Regions from separate parts of the Homo sapiens genome. Here regions 1 and 3 are each linked to region 2. Evidence: chromatin contacts called from ENCODE Hi-C or POLR2A ChIA-PET data. All regions are on one chromosome and are shown on one strand. Each heading gives the region's core, a stretch centred on a gene start or an enhancer-like site at or near the end of the contact. The rest is flanking DNA. Distances are from core to core; before and after follow the strand shown. Region 1 holds the start of SLC11A2 (solute carrier family 11 member 2). Region 2 holds the start of SMARCD1 (SWI/SNF related BAF chromatin remodeling complex subunit D1). Region 3 holds the start of MCRS1 (microspherule protein 1).

Region 1 (2,700 bases), core at 92-2,591, 940 kb after region 2:
CAATAAATGACCTAGTATAATGATAGTTTCCAACCGTATTTAATAAAACAAACACGCAGCAGAAATCCTCTAGTCACATATAACTACACTATACCCTCAGATCAAAGTTAATGATGTCAATGGAAAGTATAGGCCGGCGGGTTCACTGGTGATAAGTCATGAGACTCTGAGCAAAGAATAAGTAATAAGGTTAGAATTCTTTAGAAGTGTTAAGGGGAAAGAAGGTAACAACAACAAAAACTCCTCCACATCAAGAGTTCTAAGTACTTTGTTGTTTATTAACTAATTTCATACCAACAACCCTGTAAGACTGATATTATCAATCCCCATTTTAAGTACGTGGAACAAAAGAAGAAAGAGGCAAACAACATGCTCAAAGATTTACAAAGCCAAGAAATCATGCGAACTGGTGGGGCTTCGGGTTCCAGAAGTCAGTGTAAACATAGCTTCTCCATTTTTCACCAACAGTCACTAAAATTGAGGCCAGCAAGTTTTTAGAAGCCTATCTCCCCTTGCAAACTCTCCTTCCATATAATTTTTGCTTTTGCAAGAGATGTCACATTTAAGCGGTAGCTTTAAAAGTGGGGACACATGAAACGCACAGCTGGGAGAGCCATCCAGCCCACTTACATATGTGCAATATCCCCCTGTAGAAAAACCCTGCTCATTGGAGCCTGGAATCCAGAGGGTCCCTGAGAGCTACACAAACAGCCTTAAAACCAATCTACCCACAATTACTGAGCCGCGTATGCAGGCTATTCACACAGAAGGCGCTCCCTGAAGTCGGTTAGGTTATAATGAGTCTTTTGTTGAAGCGGGGCGGCGGGAGGCCCCGGAGAGCAGCCCGGCCCCCTGCGGCGCCGACGAAGAGGCCACGAAAGACCTTGCCCTGTGCCCGTCGGCCTCTTTCGAGGCGTCGAAGCAGGTCAGCGCACCCCGACACAGGCCGGGCGCGCCATCCGGTGCAGCTGGGAGCTGGGCCATGTGTCCTAGGCCGCGGCGGGGAAGGGGCGAGACCCCCGCGACCTCCGGCGTTCCCTCCCTGCCCCCATCTTTGGGTCTTTCTCTGAATGGCGCGACTCCATCAGTCCTGGACTCTGGGCCTGAGGCCCTCCCTGGCCACACCTCCCCTCACAGCCCCGCACGGCGAGCCGGTGTCGCATCCTAGCCCCGGAGCCTGACCCCCGACACAGGCCCTCGAGCCGCCCCGCGCCCCTCCCTGCCAGCGAGCGGAATGCCGTGACCCCTGACCTTGCCTTCCCCTCACCTTACCAGCTCCGCAACCACCTGACACGCCGCCCCCGCGCCCAGGGCTCCATATTCCGGGAGCCAGCGCCACGCTGGCTAACGCCCTCCCCTCCCCGCGATTGGTCGACAGGACGGCAGCCGCACATCCCTATTGGCTGGAGTCCCTGCAGCGGCCGGGATGCGTGGCCCGCAGACCAGGGACCTAGGCTCCGCCCACGCGGAGTCTGGATGCGGCGGCCCCTGGGGCACGCGGCGGCCCCTGGGGCACCCGGCGGGAGCTGCATGCTGCCTAGTTGCTGCTTGCGTTGGCCAGACCCACACAGCCCCTGGACTGGGGAGCTCCAGTCCGCTAGCAGTCTGGGGACAGATAAGATTCCTGCCCTAGTTCGCCGTGGCGCCACGTTAGGTACTGACAATCAAGCTACGAGGTATAGCTCTATCCTGTAAAGGGTAGCCAGGCCAGGCGCGGAGGCTCACACTTGTAATGCCCAGCACTTTGGGAGACCGAGGCGGGAGGATCACTTGAGTCCAGGAGTTCGATACCAGCCTGGGCAACATAGTGAGACCCGGTCTCTACAAAAAATTTTAAAATTAGCCAAGCAAAGGCCGGGCGCGGTGGCTCACGCCTGTACTCCCAGCACTTTGGAGGGCCCAGGCGGGCGAATCACCTGAGATCGGGAGTTTGAGACCAGCCTGACCAACATGGAGAAACCCCGTCTTTACTAAAAATACAAAATTAGCCGGGCGTGGTGGCGCATGCCTGTAATCCCAGCTACTCGGGAGGCTGAGGCAAGAGAATCGCTTGAACCCGGGAGGCGGAGGTGCAGTGAGCCGAGATCGCGCCATTGCACTCCAGCCTTGGAAACAAGAGCGAAAACTCCGTCTAAAAAAAAAAAAAAATTAGCCAGGCATCACGGCGCCCGCCTGTGGTCCCAGCTACTCGGGGGCTGAGGTGGGAGAATCACTTGGGCCTGGGAGGTGGAGGCTGCGGTGAGACAAGATCGTGCCACTGCACTCCAGCCTGGGTGGCAGAGCAAAACCCTGTCTCAAAAAAAAAGGATAGCCACCTGGAAGGAACATTTCCTCGCGCCCCCAGAGCCACATCATAGTATCTGCTGCCCCACCAAGAGCACCCCACACCTGGGAGGAACCGAGAAACATCAGCTAGTGCAGCCAGTTTGACCGCCTTAGGTGTCCTCCCAAGCCTCCGTAGTGAATTGTTTTCCTCCTCGCCCAGCTGACTCGATTCTCCCCAGACTTCATCCTACCTACCCAAAAGCAATCCCACTCTATCGCCAGTTTCAGCCTCACACCGTATCTTTTGCTCTGAAGATGAGACTGCCAAACTGGTGAAGAGGGAATAAATGGCCTAACAAATTACCGTAATTTTCTGCAATGTCGTTTACAGCCACCAAAAACATTAGATCCTCCCGCCACCCTCACTCCCCGACC
Region 2 (2,700 bases), core at 120-2,619:
TGAGACAGGTGGATCACTTGCGGCCAGGAGTTCGAGATCAGCCTATGCAACATAGTGAAACCCCCATCCCTATTTTTTTTTTCTTTTTTGAGATGGAGTCTCGCTCTGTCGCCCAGGCTGGAGTGCAGTGGCGCGATCTCGGCTCACTGCAAGCTCCGCCTCCCGGGTTCACACCATTCCCCTGCCTCAGCCTCCCGAGTAGCTGGGACTACAGGCGCCCGCCACCACGCCCGGCTAATTTTTTTGTGTTTTTAGTAGAGACGGGGTTTCACCGTGTTAGCCAGGATGGTCTCGATCTCCTGACCTCATGATCCACCCGCCTGGGCCTCCCAAGTGCTGGGATTACAGGCATGAGCCACCGTGCCCAGCCCCCCATCCCTATTTTTTAATATTTAAAAAAAAAAAAATCTGAGGCCAGGCACAATGGCTCACACCTGTAATCCCAGCATTTTGGGAGGCTGAGGAGCACAGATCGCTTGAGCTCAGGAGTTCGAGACCAACCTGGGCAACATGGCGAAACCCCATCCCTACCAAAAATACAAAACAGTCTGGCATGGTGGTGCATGCCTGTGGTCCCAGCTACTTGGTAGGCTGAGTTGGGAGGATCACTTGAGCCTGGGAGGCGGAGGTTGCAGTGAGCTGAGATGGTGCCACTGCACTCCAGCTTGGGCGAGAGAGAGACAGACCTCATCTAAAAAAAAATAAAAAATAAAAAATAATAATCCGGAAGCAGGTTAGGTCAGAGAGAAAGTTAGGATGAAGTTCCCACGTGAGGTACTTATTGAGGCACTTTATCTGTGGAATGAGTCCCGGGCTATGAGCAAGGGTATCTGGAATCTTGGCTTCGGCTTTATGGCTAACTTGCTGGTTGACCTTTGCCAAGTCATTCACCTGTGAGTTCAGCTTTCCCATTTGTAAAATGGAATAAACTGTGTTTCCCTCCTCAGCCCCTGATAGTTATAGCAGTAAGAAAACGAAACGAAAAGCAGTCAAAGCGTTTTGGAAAGTTAACGCCATGCGCCAAGATGAAGCTATTACTCCAAGCCCCTCTTCATCAGAGGGCTCGAGTTGGGGTTGAGACTGGGGCTGAGGCTGTGGTCCGTCCCCCTTTCCAGGTCCTTGTCTTCCTCCCGTCGGCCTGGGGGCGCCCGCTCACGCGGCCTCTCTATTGCAGAGCTCTTCTCTATGGTTTTCCCTCCCGGACCGTGAAGGCGGGAGGGCGTGGCCAGCACGCCTTTTCCGCTAGTCGCCCCGCTCTATCCCATAGTCTCGCTGCCCTGAGCCTCCCGTGCCGGCCGGCCGGCCGGGGGAACAGGCGGGCGCTCGGGGGGCGCTCGGGGGGCGGGGGGAGTTCCGGTTCCGGTTCTTTGTGCGGCTGCATCGGCGGCTCCGGGAAGATGGCGGCCCGGGCGGGTTTCCAGTCTGTGGCTCCAAGCGGCGGCGCCGGAGCCTCAGGAGGGGCGGGCGCGGCTGCTGCCTTGGGCCCGGGCGGAACTCCGGGGCCTCCTGTGCGAATGGGCCCGGCTCCGGGTCAAGGGCTGTACCGCTCCCCGATGCCCGGAGCGGCCTATCCGGTGAGTGGGGCAGGAGGAGGGGCGCGCGGGCCGGGGGCGGGGCCGAGCGGGGACATGGGAGTGACAGGGGTGGGGGGAGAAGTAGGAGGGACTCCCTTGGGAGGGGTTCGGGCTCTGGGTGGGGGTTGGGGGAGGCAGTGCGCAGAAAGAGAGGGGGAGGCAGTTACACACCTGCTCCTAGGGGCATTGTTTCCCTGGGGAGTCGGTAGAGAACCTGGGTGGGTGAAGTGGGTCCAGGGATACCTGTATGAGGGCCGGAGTGCAAAGGGGCTTGAGCAGCTCCAGTGATCAGAGGAACACAGAACGTGTAGCTGACAAATTGAGGTCAGCTTCTAAAGAGATAGTAGCTAGCAGAGTAAATGTGGAACTGGCGATGTCCGATGTGTCCCATCCAAAATAGACTGAGAATTTGAGTATAATCTGGCTCTCGCTTAGCTTTTGGACTCTGTTTTTCTATGGAGTCACTACTGGAGCAAAGGGTTCTCCTCTCATTGTCCTCCATTCCATCCCTAAACCTTACTTCATTCAAAGATCTCAGGCGTTCCCTGCTTTTCTTTCTTGATGGGGTTTAGCAGGTGAAACCATGACATCTCTGGGTCCTCTCCCCTCTGTAGAGACCAGGTATGTTGCCAGGCAGCCGAATGACACCTCAGGGACCTTCCATGGGACCCCCTGGCTATGGGGGGAACCCTTCAGTCCGACCTGGCCTGGCCCAGTCAGGGATGGATCAGTCCCGCAAGAGACCTGCCCCTCAGCAGATCCAGCAGGTCCAGCAGCAGGCGGTCCAAAATCGAAACCACAAGTAAGATGATCCTGGGGCAGAGGGAGGGAGGGAGGGAGCCTGGGAGGACACAGGTGGTGGGAGTACCTGAACCAAGAAGTGGTGGTGCTGTGTCAGCAGATGGTGCTACAGAACTCATCCTTGAGAATGCTTGGTGGTGGTGGTGGTGGTGGTAGTTCTTTGAGAGAAGCTTTGCAGTCCCTTCACATTACTATAAATGGACGTGCTGACAGCTTATTTTCACGTTCTGACTAGTTCTGTCCCAACCTGATAATAGTATTTATTCCCAACAGTGCAAAGAAAAAGAAGATGGCTGACAAAATTCTACCTCAAAGGGTGAGTCCA
Region 3 (2,700 bases), core at 178-2,677, 520 kb before region 2:
ATACTACCTTTGTCCATCCTCTTACAGTCCCAAAGCCACTGGTTCCAAACCACCGGGCTAGGAGGAACGGTCCCACAGGCTCATCCAAGGATTCTGACCAGGTGAGCTTAAAGGCTGAGAGGAGATTCTGCAAAGGAGAAATGAGGCTCCCTGAGGCTCAGATTTCCAACTGGCCAGCCTCACTTCCTTATACTGGCTCAGGTCCCCCAGGGTCCCATAAGCTAGGGAAGACATAAGGACAGGAAAGAGGCATAAGGCCCCACTCTGCCAATAATAGCCTTAGACATCAGTCTTGTGAAGGTCACTGGCACCTTTCAGAGTATGATAACAGCTATGGACTGCAGAAAAGGGTGCAAACACATACTATTTTAGAGGGTTCATAGACCCTTTAATTCTACTGGTATCTCCTAGGTTAAGCGCCTTGACTATAAACTAGCAAGAGACAAGGGATTCTTTGGCCCACATTTTTCTTTACTTCAGCTGTCCACTCAGCTCAGCAGCACCAGCCTTCCCCTCCCAGGCCAAAGCAGGAAAAAAGAAAGGGAGACAAAACTCCAACCAGTCCATCTCGTTTTTTTTTTGTTTTTCTTTTCCATTTGGGGTTTTTACTGAAGATTTAGTAAGTGGTATTTCCATGAGATACCATCTCGTGGAAACCAAAAACCACTGTTTGGGAACTGCGTGATTATCAACCACGCTGTGCCCCAACAACCCCTAGAGAACCCAGGTACTGGACTTTCTCGGGGCGCTCCTCTCGTGAGTCCCCACTTCTAACCAGGGTGGCTCTTAGCTCAGTGTTCTAGCCCTGTCCCCAGGTGAGCCTGTCGCTCTCCGCTCCATAGGCTACGACTAAGAATCTTGACATCTGAGGAGAGGGCGAAGGGGCCCGAGCTTGCCGGCAAACTGAGGTAGGGTCTGTGCCCCTTCCTTACCGGACCCTCCGCCCCTCGTTCTCCCAAGAGTGCACACCCAAGGTAGGGGATCGGTCCAGGTCTGTCTCAAGAACTCGGGGTAGGAGCATTGATGAAGTCACCTCTGCAACTCAAAGCAGAGCACCAAGTAGCCTTGGTTTGAGACCCACAGGCTGGTGGCTGGGGAGGTGGGGGTAAACTCGCAAGCCCATTCTCACCCCACGGTCTCCATGCCTTTGCGCATGCGTAACACTTCGAGCCAGATTCTAACCCGGTCCGGCCCACGCATGCGCAGCTTTTCGGGGCGCCACTGGGGCGGGGCCCCAAACTTGGGGGGTGGTCGTCCCCGGCGGCACTCTGCAAAACTCCATTTCATCCCCAACTCCTCTGAGAACCCTCAGAGGCGAACCGCGAGGTCTCACCATTCCTAGACTGCCAGATCCAACAATTTCTCCGCGGCGACGGTAGCAGCCGCAGGGCCAAAGCCGGCTTCCGTGAGGTACGTCTACTTCCGGTTAACGAACCAGGGGGCTGGCAATCTCTTCCGGTTCGTCTTGGCAACGTGTGTGAAGGGGGCGTGGCCATGGTACGGAAAGTGTAAATATTTTACCAATAGCGGAAAGTAAAGGCTTTCCTAGTTGGGACAGCATATAGGGAAACGTTAAGGATTATAGGCACCGGAGAGGTAACCCGGCTTGAGGGGTTGGTTAAAGGGAAAGGCGAGACTTAGGGCGAGACCGAGCGGGGCTAATTGAGGCGACCCGGGGAGGGGCGGGACCGCGGACTGGATTTCGACTTCCAAATTCCCACGAGGTATAGGAGTCTGAGGGTTGCACAGGACCTTATGCATTGTTTGACTCCTCCAGAGCCTTTAGAGAAACTTCTATCAGGCCCGCCTGCTAGGCACTAGTCGGGGAGATAATGTAGCCAGGGAGATGTGGCGGACAGAAAGGGCAGAGAGGCTCTCTGAGGAGCGGATGGAGGATCGTGGGCCGCTTTACTGAGAAGGAAGAGACCCTGCGAGAAGGAGTAGTGTCGACTTGGTCCCGTCAGCCGGACCCCACCTGGACGGCTGGGGCCACTTGTGGTCGCCGGGAGGTAAGAGAGAAAACCAATGGAAGCACCTTCAGAGGAGAGTGCCTTGGAAGGAATCTTGGGGTGGGAGAACGAACCTGTCGGAAAAATTGGGAATTTGGGGCTGTGAGAGATGTTCCGGAAAACTAGAAAGACTGTTGTCTAAAAGAGGAATTCTGTTTTATGCTTCCTTTGCGAGGTACTAAAGTCTAGCAGCTATAGAGAGACATACTTCAGCTCAGAATAAGAAAGATTCAGTTCCAAAGCTGTCCATCAGAGGTGTCAAGAACACATAACATGGACATTGCTAGGGAATTCAAGTGTCAAATGAGAGACTGGCCCTTTTGGCCCTGACGGTATACTATGGCCCTCTGCTTCGAGAGTACCAACCTCATTTACTGTTCTGTGGACTTGTTTAATGAGTATGTACTTATTTTAACTCCCATGAAAGAGTGTGTGTTTTATTTTTTAACAGGCACTTGATTAAATATATTATGTAAACTTGTGAAAATATCAGAAAACCAATGAAATTTTTTTTTTTTGAGACAGAGTCCCGCTCCATAGCCCAGGCTGGAGTGCAGTGGCACAATCTCGGCTCACTGCAACCTCCGGCCCCCGGGTCTCGGTTCAGGCAATTCTCCTGCCTCAGCCTCCCGAGTAGCTAGGATTACAGGCACGTGCCACCATGCCCAGCTAAGTTTTTTTTTTTTTTTTT

The links. A loop is a pair of places that touch in the nucleus more often than their neighbours do. ChIA-PET counts read pairs that join two places held with the same protein, here RNA polymerase II (POLR2A). Pooled maps may share reads with other maps.
Region 1: a pooled map shows a loop between it and region 2 (6-fold over the local background). The contact joins the promoter of SLC11A2 here to the promoter of SMARCD1 in region 2. A Hi-C loop is called at or near these places in 1 of 37 single-sample maps with no recorded cell type and 2 of 50 pooled maps. POLR2A ChIA-PET finds 5 or more read pairs at or near these places in 2 of 52 experiments (MCF 10A and activated T-cell).
Region 3: a loop to region 2 is called in a pooled map, with 5 times the contacts of the local background. The contact joins the promoter of MCRS1 here to the promoter of SMARCD1 in region 2. A Hi-C loop is called at or near these places in 4 of 50 pooled maps. POLR2A ChIA-PET finds 5 or more read pairs at or near these places in 2 of 52 experiments (HEK293 and K562).

Annotation. Positions count from the first base shown.
Region 1 is chr12:51,025,043-51,027,742 of GRCh38, forward strand. It overlaps SLC11A2 (solute carrier family 11 member 2), which reads right to left and starts at 1,342. Exons shown (of 16, transcript NM_000617.3): 1 at 1,268-1,342. RefSeq lists enhancers at 302-915, 916-1,527 and silencers at 933-992, 1,003-1,722.
Region 2 is chr12:50,083,973-50,086,672 of GRCh38, forward strand. SMARCD1 (SWI/SNF related BAF chromatin remodeling complex subunit D1) reads left to right here and starts at 1,370. Exons shown (of 13, transcript NM_003076.5): 1 at 1,370-1,574; 2 at 2,189-2,376; 3 at 2,649-2,691. The coding sequence starts at 1,398. RefSeq lists enhancers at 1-595, 953-1,212, 2,062-2,700 and a silencer at 1,283-1,722.
Region 3 is chr12:49,566,715-49,569,414 of GRCh38, forward strand. MCRS1 (microspherule protein 1) reads right to left here and starts at 1,428. Exons shown (of 15, transcript NM_006337.5): 1 at 1,334-1,428; 2 at 8-127. The coding sequence starts at 17. RefSeq lists enhancers at 724-1,527, 1,878-1,927.